Linked DNA regions of Homo sapiens: region 2 is linked to region 1. The links are chromatin loops, found by intact Hi-C in ENCODE. Cell type or tissue: heart right ventricle. All regions are shown on one strand. Each heading gives the region's core, and the rest is flanking DNA. Links, peaks and the distances in the headings are about the cores only.

Region 1 (4,373 bases), core at 234-4,233:
CCTGGGAAGGTACAGCGGACGCCCTGGAAGCTCCCCTGATGCCCCAGAGGGCCCTTCCTGGGAAACCTCCCGGGGGGGTGCCCCATACCATCCCACCCGGCTGTCTTGGCCCCTCCCAGGGAGCCGCAGGAGAAACTAGCCCTACACCTGGGATTCCCAGAGCCTTCTGCTGGGGCTCCTGCCCCCGACTTCGGATAACCAGCTCCGCACAGGTCCCCGAGAAGGGCCGCTGGCCTGCTTATTTGATACTGCCCCCTCCCAGACAGGGGCTGGTCGAGCCCCTGGTTCTGCTGCCAGACTGAAGCCTTCCAGACGCCACCTCGGTTTGGGCCCCCAGGGCCCTCAGGGGCCCCAGGAGAGGAGAGCTGCTATCTAGCTCAGCCACAGGCTCGCTCCTGGTGGGGGCCAGGCTGAAGGAGTGGACCCTGGAGAGGTCGGGAACCTTTTAACAGCCGTGGGCTGGAGGGTGGCTACTAAGTGTTCGGTCTGGGAAGAGGCATGACCCGCACCATCCCGGGGAAATAAACGACTTCTTAAGGGAATCTTCTCGCTGAGCGGGTGCTCTGGGCCAGGAGATTGCCACCGCCAGCCCACGGAACCCAGATTTGGGCTCTGCCTTGAGCGGGCCGCCTGTGGCTTCCCGGGTCGCTCCCCCGACTCAGAAAGCTCTCAAGTTGGTATCGTTTTCCCGGCCCTCGGAGGTGGATTGCAGATCACCGAGAGGGGATTTACCAGTAACCACTACAGAATCTACCCGGGCTTTAACAAGCGCTCATTTCTCTCCCTTGTCCTTAGAAAAACTTCGCGCTGGCGTTGATCATATCGTACTTGTAGCGGCAGCTTAGGGGCAGCGGAACTGGTGGGGTTGTGCGTGCAGGGGGAGGCTGTGAGGGAGCCCTGCACTCCGCCCCTCCACCCTTCTGGAGGAGTGGCTTTGTTTCTAAGGGTGCCCCCCCAACCCCCGGGTCCCCACTTCAATGTTTCTGCTCTTTGTCCCACCGCCCGTGAAAGCTCGGCTTTCATTTGGTCGGCGAAGCCTCCGACGCCCCCGAGTCCCACCCTAGCGGGCCGCGCGGCACTGCAGCCGGGGGTTCCTGCGGACTGGCCCGACAGGGTGCGCGGACGGGGACGCGGGCCCCGAGCACCGCGACGCCAGGGTCCTTTGGCAGGGCCCAAGCACCCCTCGGGGCCACACCGCCGCCCGCAGGGCCGCGCCTCCGCATTGCGGCACGCTGGGGTCGCAGGCGCCGAAGCGGGACGCGCTGTTTTCTACGACGTCCGTCCCTCCCAACGTCAGGGCAGCCACCTCAGGCCCGCCCGGAGAAGCCCACCCGGCCCCCGGCCCCCACTCAGTCGCGAGGCCCCGCCGGCCTGGAGATCTGCGCCCCCGGGATCCATATTTCAAATATGATCTTTGGAACGGCTTCCACCGCCCGCCGCCGCCGCCGCCGCGCTCACAACGGCCTCGGCGCACTGTGTTTTTATTTGGGTTTCGTTTGCTCAAGGTCGCCCCGCGGCTCTCCCGTGCCCCTGAGGTTCACCCCTTCACGCCAGCCCCTGCGTTTTCCTCTCGGGTGTCCCCGTCGCGCCCCCAAACCCAGCGGGGCCCACTCGCAGGGCAGATTTCTTTCTTCCTTTTTCCAACCAAGAGCTGCTGCAGCAAGGCAGGGAATGAAATAAAAATCGCTAGGCGGACCCCGAAGTGGTCGTCAGCCGAAGCGCAACTGCCCCCCTCCAACTCGCTCCCCTGCGCCCCTCCCCCTCGGCTACTCCCCTCCCAGCTCCCAGCCTCGCGGCGCGCCGAGGGTTAAGCGCGCGCGCGAGGTGGGGGTATTTGGCTTGGGAGGGGGGCGAGAAAAGGGGGCGCCGAGCGCCGCTGGCGGAGAAGCTGGGCTCGCTCTAGTTCCCTCTCCCCAACCCCGGAGCCGAGGGGCGGCCCGATCGGAAGGGCCCGGCGCGTCTCCGCCTCCCCGGCTGGCCTGCAGCCTGGCCTGGCCGCGGCCCGGAACCGCGAGGACGCTGCTTGGAGGCCGCGTCCTGCGTAGCCCGAGAGGGGGAGGGGGGCGGAGGCTCCGGAGCCGCGGCCGCGCGTCGCCCGCCAGCCGATCGATCCCCAAAGGCGGGAGCGCGGTGAACCCCGCCGGACACCTGGGGGGTCCCGATGCCTCTGCAGGACTGAGGGGCGAACGGAGAGGGGCTCAGGGATCCTGTGGCCGTGGGATGGCGGCCGGCAGGGCCCAGCCGGACCGCAGCTTGGCCTGCACTGCAGGGCGGGTGGTAACACCTCGGGCACCCCCAAAATTCCATATTGTCTGCATGGGGCCCAGGCTTTGGACACTTCCGGAGCCGAGTCCGGTCGCAGTGCAACTTCATCCCTACCTGTCCAGCCCCCAACCCCACCCCCATCCCCGATGACGAGGTCGTGGGACGCGGTCACCCCAGTCTATCTGGTCGCCCCGCCCTCCTGAATCCTGGTAGAAATGTTCGGGTGTCCCCTCGACCCCACCTACGGGAAGATAACCCAGGTGTGCCCTAAAAGTCCCCTTCCCCAGCTTCTTCCAGAAGGCCGTTTCCTGAAGTGGTCCCTGGGGATGGCCCCTGAGGACCTCCCCCAGCCCCCCCGAGCCCCCAACCCCAGGGATCCCCCTTGGCTCCTCGCCTGCCAGTCCCGGGTGCCCAGGCAGGGCCCGGGCAGGGGCGCAGAGGAGCTTGCACTCGCCACGCCCTCCCCTAGGGGGCGGGCTCCCCCTGGCCGGTCCGGCAGCCCCTCCGCGCCTCTCCCGCAGGGGGGAAGGAGGTCCGGACGCGGGCAAAGCGGGGGTCTCGCTGCAATGAGAGATGGCCTGAAAAGCCCCGCACCCCCGCCTCCTGCACACCCCGTCCCTTCCCCCTCCCCACGGCGGCCGGGCTGCTGCTTTCGTAGCCAGAAACAACCCGCTCCAGGGGACTTTGAACCTTGGGAGCCCCTGCGCCCTGAGCACGGAACAGGCCCCAGGGGTGCGGGCTATTGTCCCCGACGCGGGCCTCGTGCTCGGGGCCCTTCCACTCCCAGCGGGAAGTCCACACGAGCAGCACACACATATCTTTTTATTTGAGAGTTTAAAAGGAAATCTGAGGTCCAGAGGATCACAGAGCCTCTTGTTCTGCTATCAAAGGACCAATAAGAAGCAAACTGATATTACAGGGCAAATGTTCCCAGACAGCCCAGCCTGCTCCCCTTAGGAATGAGTGTCCCTGGAGGGGGAGAGCCTGGAACCAAAGCCCCGCCAGGAACTGCTTCCCCTAAACTGAGGTTCTCTGAAAAAAATGTTCGCCTGGCTGATAAAGCCGCCTCTTAACAGAGCCCAGACACTTCTGTGCTTCCCCTGGGTTGCTAATTGAGGACACTAAAGCCCTAAGAGATACCCCAGGTCGGGGGAAGGGGCCCCAAGACCTAGACCTCCGGTGGCGACCATGCCCTTGAGAGGATGGGAGCTGAATTGGAGCACGAGATTATTTATCATCGCTGGATGAAGCTCCAGCTAGAGCTCAGTATTTCCTCTTTTTCTGGGCTCAGACAGACACAGACTGGAAGGAATCCTGTCCGTGTGGCTGTGGGAGTGTTCAGTTGATAAAGGGCATGTGTGGTGCAGGGGTGGGGCCAGCCCTGTGCTCTTCTGGGTGGGGCCCCTCTCCATCAGGCCCAGGAGGCTCCGTGCAGGGCCCATGAAAATGTTCTAGTAAAAAAGAATTGTTTATTTTAAAAATTGTGGTAAAATACATATAACATGAAATGAACCATTTTAACCAATTTTCAGGCTCAATTCAGTGGCATATGCACATTCATGTTGTAGTGGGACCATCACAACTGCTAGAACTTTTTCATCTTCCCAAACTGAAACTCTGTCTTCATTAAACACCAGCTCCCTCTCTTAGACCCTGGCAGCCTGCATTCTACCTTCTGTCTCTATGAATTTGACTACTCTGGGGACCTCATCTGAGTGAACTCACACAGAATTTGTCCATTGTGACTGGCTTATTTCACTCAGCACAATGTCATCAAGGTTCATCCATGCTGTAGCAGGAGTCAGAAGTTCCATCCTCTCTCTTTTTTCTTTTTTTGTTTTTTGAGGTGGAGTTTTGCTCGTTGCCCAGGCTGGAGTGCAATGGTGCGATCTCAGCTCACGGAAACTTCTGCCTCCCGGGTTCAAACGATTCTCCTGCCTCAGCCTCCTGGGTAGCTGGGATTACAGGCATGCGCCACTACGCCCAGCTAATTTTGAATTTTTAGTAGAGACGGGGTTTCTCCATGTTGGTCAGGCTGATCTCGAACTCCCAACCTCAGGTGATCCGCCCGCCTCAGCCTCCCAAAGTGCTGGGATTACATGCGTGAG
Region 2 (4,373 bases), core at 69-4,068, 100 kb before region 1:
GTCCAAGGGCACCAAAGAGTGGCTGGTGGTGTGTAAATGCCAGTTTTAAGGTCCTGGTCCCGAGTACTTTCAGCCACAACGCCTGCCTCTCTGTGCTCAGGGGCTTGGGTCCTGAAGCAAGTCTTCCAGCACTAGGCAGGGAAGTGATAAGGTTTCCATGGCGCTAGAGTCCACAACCATTTGTTCTCCACATTAACCAAGAGAGGGACTCAGAAAAAGTCATTATTCAGACTCACACACAAGGAAATTGAAGCACAGAAAATCAAAGATCATGTGACTCTGCATATTCTCACACGGCTTTTCCCCAGAGGAGCAGCCACGGTGGCGTCCCAGCAAACCTGCTCTCCAGATCCCCCTCAAAAAGCCCTGCTGTTGGCCCTTACCCATTTCTGCGGCGTGAATACTCCCACCATGGCCCATTTCAAGCTACCAACGTGAGGTCACCGAACACAAAGTAGGGAAGAAGCCCGCAGAATCATCTTTCACAAGCAGCATCTGCTGGGCTGAGCAGGTTGCTAAGAGCTGGGGGGTCCGAAGTTTTCATCACAGCCTGGTAAAGTCCATTTGGAACTAGGCTGTCTTCTGTGGCTAGCTTCTTTTCTTTTCTTTTCTTTTCTTTTTTACACAGATTCTCACTGTGTTGCCCAGGCTGGAGTGCAGTGGTGCAATCACAGCTCACTGCAGCCTCGACCTCCTGGGCTCAAGCAATCCTCCCATCTCAGCCTCCTGAGTAGCTGAGACTACAGGTGTGCACCACCATGCCCAACTAATTTTTTAATTTTTAATTTAAAAAAAGAAAAGCAAGCTATGTTGCCCAGGCTGGTCTCAAACTCCTGGCCTCAAGCGATCCTCCAGCCTTGGCCTCCCAAAAAGCTGGGATTACAGGCATGAGCCACTGGGCCCAGTCCCTTGGGCCCATTTCTTTCCTCTGAAGCTAGTGTTGAAAGTACATGTGGCCAGTTAAAGGCACATTGTGGAACGGACGCAGTCCTTGCCCTGACTTTACAGAGTCCTCCTTCCCCAGCCAGAAAAGCGGGCAGAAGACTAGGGGAAGCTCTTCTGCCTCCTGGGATCCGCACACTGCCAGCCAGGCCTGGGACAGTGCCCACCCCTCCCCTCCCAGCCCTGGGAGAAGGGTCTGAAGCCTGACATCAGCACGCCACCCCCATGTCCACACCTGCCCCGCACCTGTGCCCTCCCAGGAATCCCTACACAGGCCCTTCTCAGCGCAGCCTGGTAGGGCCGCCCCCTTCCACTGCCTGCCGCCCCCCCTCCCCCAGCCCACCATCCTGTTTCCCACGACCCCTCCCTCCCAGTCCAGCCGCACCGCTGCTTCACCTGTCCCACCAGACCTGCCCTCAGCCTGCCCCATCCTCTCCTCCCAGACCAACGCGTGCTGCTTGCTCTTCCAGGAAGCCGCCGGGAGCTGCCCGCAGGCCCTGGGCCGGCTGTCTCGCTGCGATGCTCTGCTGGTCGCGGACGGACCCTGCCTCCCCAGCTTATCCCAGGCCAGAGGCTGCATGCCACTGTCCCCGGCAGCGCCAACCCCTGCTTGGCTGTTATGGTGCTGGTAATAAGCCTCGCAGCCCAGGTCCAGAGCCCCCGGCGAGCCGGTCCCATAACCGGCCCCCTGCCCCTGCCCCTGCTCCTGCTCCTCCCCTTCGGGCCCCCTCCTCCTGCAAAACCCGCTCCCGAAGCGGCGCTGCCGTCTGCAGCCACGCGGGGGCGCGCGGGAGCTCTGCGGGCGCTGGAACCTGCAGACCCGGCCTCGGTCAGCTGGGAGGGGCCCGCCCCGGCACAAAGCACCCATGGGAATAAAGGCCAAGCCGCGACAGTCAGCACGGGGGAGACTTTTCCCTAAAGCCTGCCGGTTTCCCGACGGTCCCACCATTGACCCCAGCGTGGGATAAATTTCTAACTCCTTGCCAGGCTTCACAAGCCCCAGGGACCCCTCCATTCTCGTTAGGGGTGGGCCCTGGTTGGACGGCTGGCCAGTCCTGGAAAAGGGGTGAGTTTCCTAAAAGGAAGGGGGGAAGGCATGAGGAGGCTTTTTGTGAACGATAGGGAAGCAGCATCTATAAGCCACGGTGCTCAGCAAGAAATCACGTTAAACCAGGCGGAAACACCGCAAAGAAAGTCGCGTGGATTGGCTCTGACACAGGACTGGGGTGGCCGTGGCCAGGAGCCGAGGGACCCTTCCACACCTATTCTCCTGTGCATTAAGAGCATAGGCTTTGGAGTCAGATAAACTCATGTTCCAGCCCTGGCCCCCCACCCAGATGCTGTGGCATTGGCAAAGCAGTTGACCCTCCCCAGCCTCAGTTTCCTCATCTGAAAAAGTGGGATAATGAGGACCATGCCTGCCTCCCTGGGGTACCTGAGAGTAAGGTGGACACATTGCGGGGAGGCTGGCACAGAGGCTGGCCCCAAGCAGGTGCTCAAGGATGGCAGCCCCTGGGAGGATTAAAATCCTGCCCTGGGAGGTGCTGGGTTTGTCAGTGCCACCCTGCATAGTAAACCAGCTGGGACACCAGGAGACACAGTCTTTGAAGTCTGAGTTTGTCAGATCTGCCTATTTCCCTGCCTCCAAAGCCCGCAGCCCCTAGCCCCCACCCCGGGTCTCCTGCTTCAGCTCCATGGAGTCTCCAGGGCCCATTCCAGCCTGCTCTCTGCAGCAGCCTGATTGGCTGCCTGGGGCTGAAGTCCTGCCTCAGCCTGAAGAGCCTGGACTTTGGCCTGGCCTGTGGGCCCCCTGCCCCACAATCCAATTGTTCTTCCTGGAAGGACTGCCCCGGTCCCCATGCCAGTGCCTGCAGCCACACCCCATGACACCCAGGCCAGCCACCCACCTGCACAAGCTCTGGCTCTGTGGCTGGGCTGGGGAGGGGAGGGGGGGACCCTCCCTGGACAGGCCCAATTCCAGTCTCAGCCCACCTCAGCCTGCCCCACCTGGCCAGAGGAGACCAGGTAGAGTCCACATCCACGTCCTCGGAGTGGTGAGCGCTCACAGTGCCGGCACTGCCACTGCCCAGTCTCCAAGAGAAGCCCTGCCTTCCTCTGAGCCCCCCACCACCACCACCACATTTGCTCAGCCCTGTTCATCAGCGTTGCAGGGACTGGGCCAACCAGAGCTGTGAGAATTGCCTCATCCACAGAAGAAGAAAAGAAACAGAGAGGAGAAAGAAAGAAGAGAGACAGGAAAATAACCAAGTCTGTCTCACATTCAGTATTCCATTGCTCCAGATGTCTGGTGTAACAAAGGCATCACCAAGAGAGTCCTGGTGGCTGGCCGAGCACTCGCTGATGGAGCTTCCGGTGTCAGGAGCATGGGGGCTGAGGCCTGGCTGCACGCATGGGGGGCTGATTTTCCTATCTGTGCAGCCCTAGGTGTCAAATGTGAGGGGTGCCACCTTGAGCAGCACAGTCCCAGTTCAAATCCAGCTCCCCCTCTCCAACACCTGCTCTGTGGCCCTGGGCAAGTTGCTAACCTCTCTGGGCCTGTCCTCCTCTGTAAATCCAGGACCAGTGGCAGGACCTGTCTCATAGGGTGGTCTCAGTGATAACATGAGTTAATATTCACAAACAGCTGCGAACAGGGCCTGCTACATGGAAGACCTGGGTGTTAGGAAGAGACAGGGCAGCAATTACCTTGTATCAAATTGTGAGAAAGTCATTCACTCTTATAGACTCACCTCCAAGCCTTCTTGCTTCTCTAGCAGAACGTCTCTGGTCCATAATCCCACCCCTAACAGGTGTCTTCTGTGACATGAAGAGAGGCACCAGGCTCAGAGCTCCAGCAGCCAAGCAACAGCATAGGATGGACGGTTGCCACAGCTTGATTTGCCTTGTGTTTGTTTTTATAATCACCTTCAATTTTTGGTTAGTGCTACTCATTTTTCATTGACATCTGTTTTTTTTCTTTTTCCTTTTTAAAATTAATTTAAGCGATTTTTTTTTTGAGACAGTTTCACTCTTGTTGCCCAGGCTGGAGTGCAATGGTGCAATCTTGGCTCACTGCAACCTCCGCCTCCTGGGTTCAAGCAATTCTCCTGCCTCAGCCTCCCGAGTAGCTGGGATTGCAGGCGTGTCATGTGCCACCATGCCCAGCTAATGTTTGTATCTTTAGTAGAGACAGAGTTTCAGCATGTTGGCCAGGCTTGTCTCAAACTCCTGACCTCAGGTGATCCGCCCACCTCGGCCTCCCAAAGTGCTGGGATTACAGGCATGAGCCACCATGCCTGGCCTAATTTAAGGGATCTCTTCATGGTCCTTAAAAAAGTCTTTTTTTTTTTTTTCTTTGAGACAGTCTTACTCTGTCACTCAGGCTGAAGTGCAGTGGCGTGATCTCAGCTCACTGCAATCTCCACTTTCCA

What was found. Hi-C counts contacts between places; a loop is a spot of excess contacts. Peaks named below come from ENCODE experiments on the same cell type or tissue, not always from the same donor. Only the 100,000 strongest peaks of a DNase experiment are listed, where the experiment ranks them.
Region 2: a loop joins it to region 1, with 2.3 times the contacts of the local background. A loop is called at or near these places in 30 of 110 quality-filtered maps.

What each region holds. Positions count from the first base shown.
Region 1 is chr17:79,842,216-79,846,588 of GRCh38, forward strand. No RefSeq gene overlaps it. Among named protein-coding and RNA genes, the nearest start is that of CBX4, 5.0 kb to the left of the region's middle. RefSeq lists an enhancer at 1-352 and a silencer at 2,621-2,840. In heart right ventricle, for the core only: CTCF peaks have their summits at 2,733 (motif pointing right) and 2,934; DNase peaks (open chromatin) are centred at 2,063 and 2,749; H3K4me3 peaks cover 3,152 bases; H3K27ac peaks cover 1,935 bases; H3K27me3 peaks cover 1,140 bases.
Region 2 is chr17:79,740,382-79,744,754 of GRCh38, forward strand. It overlaps ENPP7 (ectonucleotide pyrophosphatase/phosphodiesterase 7), which reads left to right. Exons shown (of 6, transcript NM_178543.5): 6 at 1,413-1,838. Among named protein-coding and RNA genes, the nearest start is that of ENPP7, 12 kb to the left of the region's middle. RefSeq lists a silencer at 1,582-1,751. In heart right ventricle, for the core only: a CTCF peak has its summit at 1,719 (motif pointing right); a DNase peak (open chromatin) is centred at 1,730; H3K4me3 peaks cover 549 bases; H3K27me3 peaks cover 2,910 bases.